3 separate regions of the Homo sapiens genome follow, and all the other regions are linked to region 3. Evidence: chromatin loops called from intact Hi-C (ENCODE). Cell type or tissue: IMR-90. All regions are shown on one strand.

Evidence for each region. A loop is a pair of places that touch in the nucleus more often than their neighbours do. Peaks named below come from ENCODE experiments on the same cell type or tissue, not always from the same donor. Only the 100,000 strongest peaks of a DNase experiment are listed, where the experiment ranks them.
Region 1: a loop joins it to region 3, with 2.6 times the contacts of the local background. A loop is called at or near these places in 10 of 110 quality-filtered maps.
Region 2: it touches region 3 in a loop (5-fold over the local background); 74 of 110 quality-filtered maps call a loop at or near these places.

Annotation. Positions count from the first base shown.
Region 1 is chr10:3,905,461-3,907,960 of GRCh38, forward strand. No RefSeq gene overlaps it. Among named protein-coding and RNA genes, the nearest start is that of LINC02660, 5.3 kb to the right of the region's middle. In IMR-90, no CTCF peak of the experiment used is centred here; DNase peaks (open chromatin) are centred at 1,191, 1,431 and 2,261; H3K4me3 peaks cover 415 bases; H3K27ac peaks cover 1,884 bases.
Region 2 is chr10:3,248,114-3,250,613 of GRCh38, forward strand. The region is part of intron 2 of LINC02668 (long intergenic non-protein coding RNA 2668); the gene reads right to left. LOC105376353 (mucin-5AC-like) reads left to right here and starts at 901. Exons shown (of 3, transcript NR_164119.1): 1 at 901-1,028; 2 at 1,218-1,447. RefSeq lists an enhancer at 627-1,826. In IMR-90, no CTCF peak of the experiment used is centred here; a DNase peak (open chromatin) is centred at 958; H3K4me3 peaks cover 454 bases; H3K27ac peaks cover 2,243 bases.
Region 3 is chr10:4,655,629-4,658,128 of GRCh38, forward strand. MANCR (mitotically associated long non coding RNA) reads right to left here. Exons shown (of 4, transcript NR_024475.1): 3 at 1,973-2,097. It overlaps LINC00705 (long intergenic non-protein coding RNA 705), which reads left to right and starts at 528. Exons shown (of 3, transcript NR_015425.1): 1 at 528-692. In IMR-90, a CTCF peak has its summit at 1,153 (motif pointing left); a DNase peak (open chromatin) is centred at 1,143.

The DNA of each region.
Region 1 (2,500 bases), 750 kb before region 3:
AGAATTCCTTGAACCCAGGAGGCAGAGGTCACAGTGAGCTGAGACCACACCACTGCACTCCAGCTTGGCGACACAGTGAGACTACGTCTCAAAAAAAAAAGAAACATAATTTTCTAAGCATAATTTTCTCAATTTTTTAAGCTTATTGACAAAAATGTATTAGCCATAACACTCACTTATCTATGCAACAACTTTTTAGTTTTCTGTTCTCTTTTCTTTTTCTTTCTTTTATTATTTGAGCCCAAGCATTGAATACACAGTTACTTTTAGACACAAGTAGATTCAATTTTGTAGTGACAGCTGTGTTTCTAAATTGCCCGTCTTCGTTTCTCTTCAGATTCTTTATCTGTAAAATTAGCAAAGTGGCAATCTTCTGTTATGGCCCCGGTGGGGATTGAAGTGATTAGGTGACCACATACCTTGAAAACAGAAATTGTTTTGAGAACATTATAGCCTCAGGGCCTTACAGCTTTGGCCAAAATGGCCACAATAGGGTAATTTCCTTATTACTATTCTTTAATGAACCTAATTCTCTTAGGCAAGATTAGGGGAAAAAAAGAAGGGGGAGAAAAGTGAGAACAGGCAACAGGCTGCAGTGATTTCTTCTCTGGTTTAGTATTTACAAAAAGCCCATGGAGAAAACACCACCATAATGTAGAGAAGGGACAGATGCTCACAGAGTGTCAGATATGCCTGCAAGTCACACAGCTAGTTAGTGACACGAGGGCTGGGCGGGGTGGGGGACGGGGTGGAAAGGGGAGGAGGAAGGGGGAGTACGAAACCAATTCAAATCACAGTTAAAAACACCATCACTACATAGGCTTTCTAGGCCCAAGCCAGTCTATCATCAACATGAGGCATCCCTCAGATCCTTTTACAAAAATCGGTATTAGTTTACATATCTCTCTCAAATCTGAAGGTTGATATGATTTACCTTAAAATTCAGAGATCTAACAAGATTTCACCTATTGGGAGTTCCACAGTGACTTCTGAACATGCGAGCTGAAGGTAAATTATTCTTCTGGGTTCAGGCTGACTGTCTCGCTATCTCTTAAAATCTGTGTTGTTACGAACAAACAATCATCTAAGGCATTTATGAGTCGTGAGCTGTAATGTTGTTAAAACTGAATCACAGAGAAAGCATGGAAGACTCAGGCCCTGCGTGCAGCAGATGGGGTCTTAGGTACCCGAAGGGGCCTCGCCTGCCAAGGCTTAGTGTTTGTATATGAAAACATTCCTATGGTAACGGACCGAGTAAACACGAGAAAACAAACCGGCCAAATGTTATCGTTGAAGCTCTTCACTTCCAGAGGGAGGGTTTAGACTCCCTATTTCTCCACAACTTTTGATTACCAAAATGTGCATTCAGCTTTCTCGATTTTGTTTGGAAAGAAATGAATGAACAACAGCAGAAGCAACATCGGGGGAAACACTTGCCAGTGTCCTGAGCAATTCCTTTGGCTTGTTTATAACCAAATACAGCAGCGGGGCAGGAACACCATGACCTCTGCACGCTCAACCTCTCCAGGAATTCTTTTGGAGCCACTGTGACGCGGCACCAGCCTCACTGCACATCTTTGTTCTTTTTGGTGTTTTCTAAACTGAGTTCCTTTTTTTTTTTTAAAAAAAAAAATACCAACGTGTTCAAATTCTATGCATTGTTTTTATGAATGAGGGTTCTTGAAGGAAGCAAAGTTCTCGCAGGGTGATTCAAACGAGGAGCTCTTGGTGGAGACAACTCACAGACTTAACTCTCAGCAGAGTGAGGTGTCAGCACACCTGAAAACATAATTGTCATGTGCTGTCTGGGTCCAAAAGACCCTTTGTATTTGTACATTTTAAACATTTTAAAGTTTTTCTACAGGTAATTTACAGGTGTGAAAAGTAAACTTTTCATTAGAGAAAATGTTCCTGGTGGTCCTTAGAGATATATTTGTGGTGGGCAGACTTCTAAACAGCTGCCGATAACACCCGTCCCCTGATATTCACACCAGCCTTGGGTACCCTAGCCTCTGGAGAGGGGGCTGGACTTAGTGACTTTGTTCTCCCCAGCAGAACTCAGCAAAAGTGAGGGGTCTCATTTCAATTATTAGGTTACAAAACGTGATTGCCCAGGTAGCAGGCTCCACTGCCCTCCTGAGTTGGTGCTTCATGAAGCAAGCTGCCGTGGTGTAGAAAGCTTCCATGGAGAGGCAGGGACCTGAGGGCGGCCTCCAACCAACAGCCTGTGAGCAGCCACGTCTGGCCAACAGCCCTGTGGCTTGGAAGTGACCCCTTCCTGGCTGAGCTATGTGGTGACCACAGCCCAGCTGCTGCTGGCTGCAGCCTGTGGAAGGTTCCAGCCGAGCTGTGCCAGATCTCGGACCCAAAGAAGCTGAGATCATAAAGGTATGTTGTTCTAAGCCACTATGTCCTGGGATAGTTTGTTATACAGTGATGGATAATAATAATTTCAGTCTTATTGAGGCATGCTTCACACACAACAAAGTTCAACCATTTC
Region 2 (2,500 bases), 1.4 Mb before region 3:
GGGAGGCTGAGGTGGGTGGATCGCCTGAGCTCAGTAGTTCCAGACCACCCAGGGTAACATGATGAAATCCCGTCTCTACTAAAAATACAAAACAATGAACTGGGTGTGGTGGCATGCACCTGTAGTCTCAGCTACTTGGGAGGCTGAGGCAGGAAAGTCGCTTGAGCCCCAGAGGTGAAAGTTGCAGTGAGCCAAGATCGCACCACTGCACTGCAGCTTGGGCTACAGAGTGAGACTCCAACTGGAAAAAAAAAAAAAAAAGAAGAAGAAGAAGAAATTGAGTCACAGATTTTGTAAAAAAAAAAAATTAAAAATATTTATTAAGATTTATATTTATTTGAATCACCTTTTAAAATGTCAAGTGGGAAAATGAGATTTTTTTCCATCAAATACATTCCTTCCTTCCTCCCATTCCTCCCTCTCTCCCTCCCATTCTTTCTTCCTTCCTTTTCTGTATTTTAAAAAATATTTTTAATATAAGTAGTGTTTTTAGTAGTAAAACAGAGCCAACATTTGTATCCGTCCAGTAAGCATTTTCCTAGCAGGAAACATACAGGCCTGTGCTGTTTCCATTCTTAAAAAGATGGAATGAATAATACAGAGGCTAGAAGGAAGTCAGGCACGGGAGAAAGTGAATATTAGATTCAATTTCCTCTATTAGGTTTCATGCCTCTGAGCTGCTGCGTTGGTGAATGAAGACCTCTAAGCTTTTTACTGCTTTCCCTTTATGAGGTTAAATTGTATTTTTTCAGTATTTCACCCCAATCATGTGCTGTAAATCTATTCTTACTTTAAGAAAGAACTCATTCCACAATATATTTGCTTGACACAAGCCTGGGATTAGGGCAGTTTGCAAAGATTTGTTCTCCCTGATTTTTTTTTTTTTCCCTGTGAGTAAGTAACAATCTGGAGAGTAGTTAATGGAGTCGGTGACTCAGCTCACTTTGCTGTGGTTTCTGCTCTGTCATCAGCATGGATGTCTGGTCATTTTCGTAGAAACCAAGGAGAGTCCTGGAAGAAATGATGAGGTAGGTGTGGTCCTCCATCTCCGAGATGCTCCAGCCCAAATTTCAGTTTAAGATTATTGTGCTTTCACAGTTGCTCAGATAAAACAGTTTTCACTTCCCACAGACTCAGTGTTTAAAAATTAAGCTTCAGCAAGAGGAATGTTTTCTTACACAATTCTCTAATTCAACTTGTTTTCTCTCTCTGTATAGAAAAACCCTGGAGCAAAATACTTTACCAAAAAAGGACAAAATAAGGCTTGTGACTGCAATTTAAAAATTGTTAAAGGACACCGTTTCATAGGGAATAAATGAGAAGTGGGTAATGACTGTTTATTTGAATGATTCAATGCAAATTCCCTGGAACAGTAAATCTGGCCCAGTTTGTTTAAAGTAGAACATGTTTGACCTGAAACTTCTCGGAAATACAAATATTTTGTAAGGTGAGATCTGATTTAATAGATTTCTCTTTCATTACTTTTATTCATATAAAAACCAGAGAGTATTGTGACATTCAAAAATCAAGTAATTTGATATTAAAACCACAGCAATATAAATGACAAAAACAAGCCGTTCTGAGAGGCAAAGCAGCACTTGGTTTCCTAAGCCTGTAAAACTACTTGCGTTCGCTGGCTAGATTGAATTTTCTAAAACTACACAGTGATGTTTAGTTACTAGTTAAATGGTTTTTATAGAAATCTAGTTAGAAAGTGCAATTGAGTTGTGTCTCTTCATTGCTATTTTCAGTTAAGAGCTTCTTCCAAGGGCCAGTCTGCACCAGGTGTAAGTATTGGAGCTAGTAGGGTGATCGATAGCAATTGAATGATTAGTTGAGCCTCTGAAGTTACTCAAGCAACTATTTTAACGTTACAGATTTAAGAACATTTCTTGCTGCAAACGTTTGATCACAGGAGTCCATAGCTGAATAGGTGTGAGGCTAGGAGTCTTTTGGATATAGTAACCTTACTGTCAAACATGTTTTGCTATATATATAGTTACACATGGAACATAGCCATGTATAAAATGAATATTTGGTCCTCACAGTGAAGAGGAAAGTGCAGTCATGCTTTGTGACTTAGACACCTTATTGTCATCATCATCATTTTTGCAAAGGGCTTTTATCCCACCTTTGGCTGGAGCCTGGTGTGCCCCCCAGGGTGATGGGCTTGTCCACAAATCTCTGGTCTTACTCATTTTCCTCTCGTGGCTAAAGGCTCAAACATCACACACGGAGGCAACAGACACAAGGAAGACAGTATCGACCAGCATTTGTGAACATATGTGTCTAAGAAATAATAATCACAGAGCTTCGTGTTAAGTCCATACTTTCCGCAGAGCTGCAAAATTTACTAAGTGTTTTTGCCTTATTTGATTCTCACAAAAATCCTATGAGAAGAGCAGGCAGACACCCCCGTTTATAAATGAGGAAATGAGCTGGACACAGTGGCTCACTCCTGTGATCCCAGCACTTTGGGAGGCCGAGGCAGGTGGATCAC
Region 3 (2,500 bases):
GCAACATTCATCCCGTCATGAGAACAGAGCCCTCATTCATCCATTCATCTCATCATAGGGGCAGAAGGATTACATTTCTAACACATGAACTTTTGGGGGACACATTCAATACCTAGCACTCCCAAAATATTCACTAAGAGTGAGAGTAAATTGATTTAATTTCAGACTGTTCTTGGCAGTCCATAAGTAGAGATTTCCAAGTTTTACAATAGAGAATTAAAATGATTGAAAAATATTCTAAAAAAAAAAAAACAACCTGCAGAAGAAAGCTAGAAAATCAGAAGATGAAATATTTTTTAGGCATAAAATATGCATGCAGTTTATAGACAATGGAGATGTGCTAACTCTTGAAAACGTGCTTCGACATCTCAAATTGCTTAAGGCTTTTGCAACAAAATAACTTACCAGTGTCAGGCCATGGTAGAATATGAGTTCACAATGAATTTTTATGCCTGGGTTTCTGTGACCCAAGTTATGCTGAAGAATATGAGAGACACCACCTTTTAAAAATTTTTACATAGCCTGCGGCCACTGCAATTCGTTAATCCCTTTGGAAAATTGCTTAAGCCTGGCATGTTTTGTAATGAACTTTATCTCTTCACTACCAAAAGTCGTAAAAAGGAACTTCAGTGAGGAAAGAAACACAATTGATAATTGAATATTTCAAAGAGATCAGCATTTTAGAAAACTGGGTATGTATTAATATGCTATATCTGACATATGACATGAAAATGACATATATAATATAATTTTGTTTATACTATTATATATTTTATACATTTTGTGTTATAATACATTTTGAATATATGTATATATATACACATACATATATACACACACACAATATATATAGGAAAATAAAATTAAATATTATCAGAATGTTTATTTCTTGATGATGGGAATTTGAGTGGTTCTTTTTTTACTTTATTTCTATTGTTATTCATTTGGTATTTTCCAAATTTTGTTCAGTGATTTTTTATTACTTTTACAATGATAGACATTATGTTTGGAGGCAGAAAAAAGAAGGGAACAGACAAGAAACGTTCATTTGAAAATTCTAAATGCAGAACATACCTGAAGTCAAAGTGTCCCCCGTCACTGAAAAACCAAAGCCACCAATATCAAAGAAGCGTGGGCCCTTCCGCCCCCTACTGTCTATCTTCAGTAACTGTCCAGTGAGTCTCCGCCTTTTGTTAGCAGGAATCTAAGAATCTCCTGGGAAGCTTGCTGTTTGCAAAATTAGGAAATCTTGAGCTACATCCTCAGATAATCTGAGGCTGGATACCCTCAAACTATACTGTGAGAAACATCATCAAAATTAAGTTACATGACGTGATCACAGCTATAGTAATAAAATCAGAAAAAATATGGACATCATATTTAGAAACACAAATTGGCAACGAGATTTCTTTCAGTTTTAAAAAAGTGTATTAGTATATAACATAATATAGTATGTATTAAAATAATATACATTTAAGGGTATATAAATATATGCTTAGTACACATTGTCAGTATTAATATCAATACATTACCTTTTATACATATGTATGTGTGTTTGTTTGTGTATTTATGCACATGCAGCTTTATATTTGCCTATGTAGTTGTATATATGTAGAGTGCATAGTATAGTGTGGATGTGTGCGTATGTGGTATGCATATACCACACACACAGAGTCCTGCACATACACACACAGAGCCATGCATCGTTTAACAATGGGGATACATTCTGAGAAACGCATCCATAGGTGATTTTGTTGTTATGCAAACATCATAGTGTGAACTTTCACAAAACTAGACAGAAGAGCCTACTACACACCTACTGCTGCTAGGCAACAAACATGTACAGCCTGTTATTGTCCTGAATACTGTAGGCAATTGTAACACAATGGTATTTACATATCTAAACATAGAAAAGATACAGTAAAAATATGGTATAAAAGATAAAAATGATGCACCTGTGTAGGACACTCACCATGAATGCAGCTTTCAGGACTGGAAGTTGCTCTGGCTGGGTCAGTGAGCGAGTGGTGAGTGGATGTGAAAGCCTTGGACATTACTGTATGCTACTGCAGACTTTACAAGCACTGTACACTTAGACTACACAAAATGTACAAAAAAATTTCTCTCATCAATAATGAATTAACCTTAGCCCACTATAACTTTTTTTACAGTATAAACTTTTCACTTTGTTTTAACTTTCTGACTCTTGTAATTACACTCCACTGAAAACACAAATCCACTGTATAGCTGAACAAAAATATTGTCTCTTTTTATATCCGTATTCTATAAGCGCTCTTATATTGTTTAATTTTTTAATTTTTAAACTTTTTTGTTAAAAACTAAAACACAAACCACACAATAGCCTACACCTACACGGGGTCAGGATCATTATCACTGTCTTCCACCTACATTTCTTGCCCCATTGGAAGGTCTTCAGGGGCAACGTCACGCATTAAGCTGGCATCTCCTATGATGACAATGCCTTTTTCTGGATAGCTCC